2 separate regions of the Homo sapiens genome follow, and region 2 is linked to region 1. The links are chromatin loops, found by intact Hi-C in ENCODE. Cell type or tissue: PC-9. All regions are shown on one strand. Region 1 has its middle 42 kb from the start of SRD5A3. Region 2 has its middle 86 kb from the start of EXOC1L.

The links. A loop is a pair of places that touch in the nucleus more often than their neighbours do. Peaks named below come from ENCODE experiments on the same cell type or tissue, not always from the same donor. Only the 100,000 strongest peaks of a DNase experiment are listed, where the experiment ranks them.
Region 2: it touches region 1 in a loop (8-fold over the local background); 9 of 110 quality-filtered maps call a loop at or near these places.

The regions. Positions count from the first base shown.
Region 1 is chr4:55,301,406-55,306,405 of GRCh38, forward strand. No RefSeq gene overlaps it. Among named protein-coding and RNA genes, the nearest start is that of SRD5A3, 42 kb to the right of the region's middle. In PC-9, no CTCF peak of the experiment used is centred here; a DNase peak (open chromatin) is centred at 2,616; H3K27ac peaks cover 1,193 bases.
Region 2 is chr4:55,731,352-55,736,351 of GRCh38, forward strand. No RefSeq gene overlaps it. Among named protein-coding and RNA genes, the nearest start is that of EXOC1L, 86 kb to the right of the region's middle. RefSeq lists a cis regulatory region at 2,511-2,876. In PC-9, no CTCF peak of the experiment used is centred here; a DNase peak (open chromatin) is centred at 2,750; H3K27ac peaks cover 1,931 bases.

The DNA.
Region 1 (5,000 bases):
TCCTTAAGCTGAGGATCAACTTCAGCAAAGTCTCAGGATACAAAATCAATGTGCAAAAATCACAAGCATTCCTATACACCAATAATAGAAAAACAGAGAGACAAATCATGAGTGAACTCCCATTAGCAATTACTACAAAGAGAATAAAATATCTAGGAATCCAACTTACAAGGGATGTGAAGGACCTCTTCAAGGAGAACTACAAACCACTGCTCAATGAAATAAAAGAGGACACAAACAAACGGAAGAACATTCCATCCTCATGGATAGGAAGAATCAATATCATGAAAATGGCCACACTGCCCAAGGTAATTTATAGATTCAATGCTATCCCCATGAAGCTACCAATGACTTTCTTCACAGAATTGGAAAAAACTACTTTAAAGTTCATATGGAACCAAAAAAGAGCCTGCAATTGCCAAGACAATCCTAAGCCTAAAGAACAAAGCTGGAGGCATCATGCTACCTAGCTTTAAGCTATACTACAAGGCTACAGTAACCAAAACAGCATGGTACTGGTACCAAAACAGGTATATAGATCAATGGAACAGAACAGAGCCCTCAGAAATAACACCACACATCTACAACCATCTGATCTTTGACAAACCTGACAAAAACAAGCAATGGGGAAAGGATTCCCTATTTAATAAAAGGTGCTGGGAAAACTGGCTAGCCATATGTAGAAAGCTGAAACTGGATCCCTTCCTTACACCATATACAAAAATTAACTCAAGATGGATTAAAGACTTAAATGTGAGACCTAACACCATGAAAACCCTAGAAGAAAACCTAGGCAATACCATTCAGGACATAGGCATGGGCAAAGACTTCATGACTAAAGCACCAAGAGCAATGGCAACAAAAGCCAAAATAGACAAATGGGATCTAATTAAACTAAAGAGCTTCTGCACAGCAAAAGAAACTACCATCAGAGTGAAGAGGCAGCCTACAGAATGGGAGAAAATTTTTGCAATCTACCCATCTGACAAAGAGGTAATATCCAGAATCTACAAAGAACTTAAATAAATTTACAAGAAAAAAAACAAACAACCCCATCAAAAAGTGGGCAAAGGATATGAACAGATACTTCTCAAAAGAAGACATTTATGCAGCCAACAGACATATGAAAAAATGCCCATCATCACTGGTCATCAGAGAAATGCAAATCAAAACCACAATGAGATACCATCTCACACCAGTTAGAATGGCAATCATTAAAAAGTCAGGAAACAACAGATGCTGGAGAGGATGTGGAGAAATACACTGTTGGTGGAAGTGTTAATTAGTTCAACCACTGTGGAAGACAGTGTGGTGATTCCTCAAGGATCTAGAACTAGAAATACCATTTGACCCAGTGATTCCATTACTGGGTATATACCCAAAGTATTATAAATCTTTCTACGATAAAGACACATGCACACGTATGTTTATTACAGCACTATTCAAAATAGCAAAGACTTGGAACCAACCCAAATGTCCATCAATGATAAACTGAATTAAGAAAACCTGGCACATATATACCATGGAATACTATGCAGCCATAAAAAAGGGTGAGTTCATATCCTTTGCAAGGACATGGATGAAGCTGGAAACCATCATTCTAAGCAAACTATCACAAGGACAGAAAACCAAACACCGCATGTTCTCACTCATAGGTGGGAGTTGAACAACAAGAACACATGGACACAGGGCAGGGATCATCACACACCAGCGCCTGTTGGGGCGTGAGGGGCTGGGGGAGGGATAGCATTCAAGGAAATACCTAATGTAATTGACAAGTTGATGTGTGCAGCAAACCAACATGGCACATGTATACCTATGTAAAAAACCTGCATGTTGTGTACATGTACCCTAGAACTTAAAGTATAATGAAAAAGAAAAGAGATTGTTCACACCTCATTCAACAATAATTTTTCTGACTAACAACCATTTTTCTCACTATGTCTCAGCAACAAGTCCTATGGCTTTCCTTTAGTAATTTTTGTTTGTTATATGTTTTTAATAAAATTTTATGTTTCCAAAAAAAAAAAAAGTAACTATAAGTATACACAATTGAGCAGCCCATGTCACTGCTCTACCTATGGAGTAGCCATTCTTTATTCCTTTGCTTTCTTAATAAACTTGCTTTCATTTAAAATATGTGCATATATATATATAACTGAAGGGGAAATTAAGGCCTAGGTACTGAAAGGAAATGTAACTGTACTTAAGTCATTTTGCCCATTGATACCTTCTTCTAATTCTCTGGGGGTAATTTCTGCAACTTGGAATGAAATGAAAGAATAAATGCCATGGCAATGTCAGGAAGTTAACCCATCATACCCGTTACCTATAGGTATGACATATTGTTTGAACCAAATATGAGGTATAATTTCAGGAGCACTGAGAGACCTCACTTCATCTGTCTCCACCCTCCAAGTCCTGCCAGGGTGCTAAAAATTGCCACATTTTTTCACTCTTTTGAGATAAGTCTTTAAACTACTATGAAATGCATATTTCATCTGGGAGGGGCAGCACTCTGAGTCATTAATAATAACAATTACTCGAATGACTTCATCGAGTTATCTGGCCTGTTTCTGGGCAGTCTCCAGGGTAGTAGTGAGGGTGCTTTTGATCCTGGAGAAAAAGCCAGAGGACGTCTGAAAGACAGACTCTGGGTGTGGACCCAGGAAGACAGTGAAAGGACCTTGCTACTTCCCCATTTTTCTAAGACTGGCCTGGTCTCATTGTTTGAGAGGTGTAGGATGAGATCATGAGAATTATTCTGGCTACAGCTAATTGCTTTATTGTAAACTTCAGGCTGTATGAAGAGGCTGGATTAAGTGTTGTGGTTACACACTCACCAACTATGTGAATTTGTATGTCTTACTTAAATTCTTGGATCCTCAGTTTCCCACCTGTTATGTAGGAATAAAAACACATGCTTCACTTAACTCAGAGAGCTCCTGTGAAAATTGGGTAAATTAATGAATGTGAAAGTATATTGCAAATAAAAGAGGGTTATGCAAAGGACCATGCTTGACCCAGCACTACTCCTTGGTATTTACTCAAAGGAGTTGAAAGCTTATTTCGACCCAAAAACCTGCACATGCACATATGTAGCAGCTTTATCCATAATTGCCAACATGTGGAAACAACTAAGATGTCCTTCAATAGAAGAATGCATAAACAAACTGTGATACATCCATATAGTGGAATATTTCTCAGCGATAAAAAGAAATGATCTCTCAAGCCATAAAAAGACACGAAGGAAACTTAAATGCATATTACTGAGTGAAAGAAGCCAATCTGAAAAGGCTACATACTGTATTATTCCAACTATATGTCATTCTGGTAAAGGCAAAAACTTGGGAGAGAGCAAAAAGACCATTGGTTGCCGAGGGCTTGAGGGGATGGAATAACTAGGTAGAGAACAAGGGATTTTTAGGGCAGTCAAACTTTTTTTTTTTTTTTTTTTGAGACGGAGTCTCACTCTGTCTCGCAGGCTGGAGTGCAATGGCATGATCTCAACTCACTGCCATCTCCGCCTCCTGGGTTCAAGCCACTCTCCTAACTCAGCCTCTTGAGTAGCTGGGATTACAGGCACATGCCACCACACCCAGCTAATTTTTGTATTTTTAGTAGAGATGGGGTTTTGCCATGTTGGCCAGGCTGGCCTCAAACTCCTGACCTCATGTGACCCACCCCCCTTGGCCTCCCAAAGTGCTGGGATTACAGGCATGGTCCACCATGCCCAGCCAGTTAAACTATTCTGTATGAAGTATAAGGGTGGATACATGCTGTTACCCATTTTTCAAAACCCATAGAATGTACAACATATACAGTGAAGCCTCGTGTGGACTTCAATTAGTAATAATATGTCAAAGAACCATGTTATTCCTGATTTAAACCCTCCAGTGGCACCCTCTTGCCCACCAAATAAAGTCCACACTCTGCCCAGTAGCATCCAAAGCTCTCATCACCTGGTCTCTTGCTCTATCCATCCTGGATTACTAGAAGCTCCCTAAGCAGACTGTCATGTTCATCTGTCGTTCTTGCCTGCCCAACATCTGCTTTTCCTTCTTCTGCAGATATCACCCATTTCCCTTCAGGAAACAGCAGCCAATGCACCTTCAGTTTCTGTGGTTTGCTTAGGGCTGCCTGGCCATACTCACTTTCAGGACTGGGCATAGGATTCAAGTCAGTTCAATCAGAGATAACTAGAAGCTTTAACCTGAACCATTAGAAGAAAATAAACTATCATTCTGCTGGGGCATCTCAGAGCCTACATTTAATATTGAGTGTTTGTGGCCATCCCCACTACCTCCTGGGAAGAACATGCCTAAATGAAGTCAACAGAGTAGAAAGTAGTGTTAAGAGAAGGCAAGAAATTTGGGCCAAACAACATCCATGGAATGCTTGAATCCAGCTGAATCTGTATTTCCCACCCTCTCTGATTTTTGAGTTATAGGATCCAATAAATTCACTCTTTATGCACAAGCCGAGTTAAATTGGTCTTCTATTATCTTCTAACTGTCACACACAGGGAGGATGCTTTTCTATGCTTCATTCTGTTTCTTCCCCTCACTATGCCCTAGCAGTGTGACGAGCACGTTCTCACTCTTCAAGATCCAGTTTTCGTACTAATACCACCTCTCTATGAAACCTTTCTACATCATTCTTCAATTTCATCCTACTTAGAAAAGGACCCACTTTCCCTGGAGCCCCCACAATACTCTGCACAGGCTTCCATCAGAGTATGAGCCATCCTAATTGTACTTCATTGTCTATGTGTCTGTCTCAGCCACCAGACTGTAAGCTCCTCGATAAGGGTGTAACTTAGCATCTCCTGCACTTTCCTAGTTTTTTGGGGCAGGGAAGACAGGGTCTCACTCTGTCACCCAGGCTGGAGTGCAAAGGCACAATCACGGCTCACTGTAGCCTTGACCTCCTAGGCTCAAGGGATCCTCCTGCCTCAGCCTCCTAAATAGTTGGGACTACAGGTGCATGCCACTGCCTCC
Region 2 (5,000 bases), 430 kb after region 1:
GTGATTCATCTGCTACATTGCATTAAATACCCATAGATACCAGGGTCCACTTTGATATTTGTTTCTTGTGTCATATGTAATAAAAGAAGTCATGTTCTCTATTCCACACAGACACTCCATGTAGCTGCAATTGCAGTTCTTATTCTGGTCGTCTCTTGACCTTAAAACTTCTAAAGGCTTTGGAGAAGAGTTTAGAGTGGCCCAAACTATAAAGAAAATTGAATTTAGCAAGCAATTCCCAAGAGTCTCCAAAGTTCATTTATGTAATTGCCAATGCAGAATCATTTTTAAATCTTGAACAGAAACCTCCTTTTGCTTTCACATTTTTTTCCTAAGTATAGAATAAAAATCAATTAGGAATAATTGTCTTCAGATTTGGTATGATACTGATCTAAAGATTCAAATAAGCATCAACCCTGAAACAGCTTTGGGAAAACCTACTTTAACCCTGTAGTAAGGAGATCTTGCATTGGAATGAGAAAATTAGCAATTTTGAGTGCCCCCTTATATTGTCAACATTTTGACCAAGGCGAGTGTTATTGAAAACACTACCAAACTGGAGGTGCCTTTATTTATATGTAGTTATGTTTGTTGCTTTTAAAAATCTAGACACATTCTTGCCATGCAAAGGAATAATTCAGACATTTAAATGCTGAGACTCTTGCCCTCAGTACTAAAGTATAAATAAAGAGAACTTCTCTGCTCTGCTCTCCCCACCTACCTCTGCTAGTCAGATTCTTCCAACACCCCATCCTCTCTTCAGAAATACGTATGAGTGCACACAGAGCAGAGACCAGATTTATGACTATAAATGGAATTTGCTGACCTGGATTTGGGTTTTGTGAGGATAAAAGAGAGAGATTACATTAGGCACAAGGAAGAGAAGGCAGTGAAAAAGGGAGAGAGAAGCGAAGAACTTTCATATATTAAAAAGGAGCAGAAGAGAGTGATGGAAACTGGACCAATGGGAGGGAGAGAAGAAACTAACACTGAAAGGAAATATTATTGAGGAAACTGTGACCAGAAAATTGTTATGGATTATTGTCAACCTTCCTTTTTTCCCAAAGCATTTGGTGTTACTTCCTTATACAAGTAGTCCAAGAACTCACATTCTGGCATTTAAAATTTTCTTTAAAAAAAAAAATTCATATACCTAATTACTTCTTTCCATTCATTTGTTAAAATAATAAACATAAAATTGATCTTTATGTTTGAAATAGTTTCTCACAAGAAATTGGAAAAATAGTACAGAGAATTATCATGTACCCTTCACTTCCCCCAGTATTATTACATATCCCCAGAGCACATTGTCAAAACCAGGAAATTGATGTTGTTCATTATTATTACCTCAGATACAGTCCTTATTCATATTCCAGTGTTACTTACACTTTTTCTTCTTTTTTTTTTTTCTTGGTCTATAGTTTTCTGAAGTTTTATCACACATGCAGATTCGAATAACCAACACCACAGTCAGGGTACAGAACTCTTCTGACACTACAAAGAAACCCCCAGTATTCTTCCTTGAGAATCACACCGTTCTCCCAGTGCTGGTCCCAGGCAACCTCTGATCTGTTTTCCATACTATTATTTTGTCACTTGGGGTTAGTTATATAATCAATCATGTGGTATACAACCCTTTGAGACCGGCTGCTGCTGCTTCTTTTTTTTTTTGAGAGAGAGACAGGGTCTTGCTACATTGCCCCAGCTGGACTTAAACTCCTGGGCTTAAGCAATCCTCATGAGTAGCTGGGACTACAGGCATGTGCCACTGCACCCGGCTGTGACTGTCTTTTTAAGCTTGCCTTTAAGATCCAGCCTTCACATTGATTTTTAAAGTTCCAATTAAGCAAAATTTAAAATAAGACCAACACCTTATTATCTAAACATTTGTTTTCCATGTGCTCTATTCAAGAAAATAAAGTGATCAGAATAGTTTTTTTGAAATTAAAAATAAAGAGAGAATGGTGACATGCAATTTGGAATGAATTGCACAGTTAATAATTTAACTTTTTTGGAGGTGATTAAGAAGAAACAGCTTTGGCAAGTTGAAGCATCATATTCTGACTTCCCTACAAACTATGATATTAGGATCCTTGGGACCATAAGCATTTTAGTCCATGGCTCAAAATGGCTATTGCTATTTTAGGAGAGCAGACTAAAGTTTTCGAGATAAAATTTGCATTAAGAATCAGTTTCACAGAACCCAGAGCTTGATCAAATGCTGATTACCACAATATTTCTCTATCTGTAACTGGCACTATCTATGAAAAGCAGCAGATTTTCATAACCATTTCCATCACTAATAAAGTGGCGCATTTGCAAAGTTTCTATTAAGATACGTTTATTCTCTCAGAATTTTATAGCCTTGGATTTTAAGAATTTAATGTAAAACCCACATGAAGCTAAATGTTAACAAAACAGTCAATTCTTCCTAACAGAAGAAGCATTTGTGGCTGTATAAGTTTGAAGAATAAAAAGTAATTCAGATAAATGGACTTTCTAAAGGACTCGTTTTGGCATAAAAACAGTTTCAGAAAGATGGTATATAAAGTTATGTCCAGAAACTGTAGAGTTGGTATTTAAATAAATATTAATAGGAAAGTTCTGCTAAGCCACTGCAGGAACATGTATCCTAATGGGTGTGCCCAGCTGGCAGCTTTCCAGTTGTACAGCCTCATATGACTCACTGCGTTGGGGCCTTTGGCCTGGACTACCTGCTCCAAATGCACACAAATACAGAGCTTCTTACTCGGTCTCCCCTGGAACACCTCACCTCACCTTTCAGACTTCCTATTACAGCTGTGGCAATGCTGCCTTAGGTGGACTCCTGCCTGGAAAGAAACAGGTTTTATGGTGGTGCAATGCCCCAGGTGGCATGCTTGCTGATCTTCAAGCTGTACTAGCAGAGACCAGCAGTCTCTATCTGGACAGACAGACCACTTCCCAGCTCCACTTTAAAAATCACAGCCTTTCTGCTTTTGTTCAAAAGTCAAAAAATGACAGATGTTGGCAGGGCTGTGGAGAAAAGGGAACACTTATACTCAATGTGAATATATTGGTGGAATGTAAATTAGTTTAGCCACTGTGGAAAGCAGTTTAGAGATTTCTCAAAGAAGAGTTGAATGACCATTCAACCCAGCAATCCCATTACCAAGTATATACCCAAAGGAAAATAAATCATTCTACCAAAAAGACCCGCACCTGTATATTCATTGCAGCGCTATTCACAATAGCAAGGCCAGGCACAGTGGCTCACACCTGTAATTCCAGTGTTTTTAGAGGTCAAGGCAGAAGGATCCCTTGAGGCCACGAGTTCAAGAACAGTCTGGGAAACATAGTGAAACCCTTTCTTTACAAAAAATAACTTAAATAAAATTAACTGGGCATGGTGGCATGTGCATGTAGTCCCAGCTACTTAAGAAGCCGAGGCAGGAGTATTGCTTGCGCCCAGGAGCTTGAGGTGCAGCAAGCTATGATCACACCACAGAACTCCAGCCTGGGTAACAGAGCAAGACCCGGTCAGTCACTCTTTTTAGATCATACTCTTTTTGAAAAACAAAAAAACAACAAATATAGAGACAATAGCAAAGACATGGAATCAACCTTAATGCCCATCATTGGTGGATTTACTAAAGGAAATGTGGCACATATACACCATGGAAAATTATGCAGCCATAAAAAAGAATGAAATTTTATAATTTGCAGCAACATAGATGCAACTGGAGGCCATTATCCTAAATGAACTAACACAGAAATGGAAAACCAAATACCATGTGTTCTCACATATAAGTGGGAGCTAAACATTGGGTATATATGAACATAAAGATAGGAACAATAGATACTGGGGACAACAAGAGTGGGGAGGGAGGAAGGGGGGCAATGGTTGAAAAACTACCTATTGGATACTCTGCTCACCACCTAGGTAACACATTCAACCATACTCCAAACCTCAGCATCATGCCATACACCTTTGCAACAAACCTACACATATACCCTCTGAATCTAAAATAAAAGCTGGAAAAAAATCACAGCCTTTCTGAACATGTGCAGGTGGCAAAGAGATACTATGCACAGTGCAGCTGAACAGCTCTTTTCTGAAGCATCAGGCCCGGTGATTTGGAGGCAGGGTAACATTTGGGGGTTGGGGAATGGCTAACCCAGCAGCAGGAAGGGGGATTTTGTTAGGTCAAGGGGAGTGGTGGACATACCCAGTTGTCAGGGATAGCCATTCAAGAAGGTGGGCAGGCAACTAGCCCCAAAGAGGTACAAAAAAACACATCAGGTGGTTATCCCAGCAGTGCATGGGCCGACAGGGAACTGAAAGTAACAAGATGGTAGAGATCCAGCCAGTGGTCAGCATCAGGAAGATTTGGAAGCAGATTACCAAGGTAGGCGTAAAGTTGAGGGGAACGCAGCAGCATCCCTGTTACTGGCACTGGGGTACAATTTTGAGTTAGAGCACAGGAATAAGGTAAGGAAGGGAAAGGAAAAGGTACTGAAATTGATAGGCAGCCTACTAACCTAGGTGCTTTAAGCATATGATCTTATTTAATTCCCACAACAACCATGCAAAGTAGGAATTAGCCTTATTATATAGGAGAGAAAAGTGAAGTTCAAAGAGAAATGAATTTTGCCAAAATAACACACTTAAGAAGGGGGGCAGTCAGAATTTGAACTTAGGACCAGCTGACTCCAAAGATACCATTGCTGTATTCCCATTGTCATTTGTCCTCATTATTTTTTAGTGCCAAATCTTTGAGAACACAGCCCCCAATGCATATTTCCCATTGTGTCATTTATGTTTTCCCCTTTAAATTACATTGTATCATAAATTAGAGACTTTAAAAATTGGTCTAAATTCACTTCCAGTGCCTATGGGAGGGAAATAAGGGTCAGACCTCTCTGCAAATGATGTGTGGAGGCAGTCAAGAGGAAATCAGTGGGTTGGATGAACAAGCTTCTGCAGGGTCCCCTGAGGATGAAGATGAACCAAAAGCAGC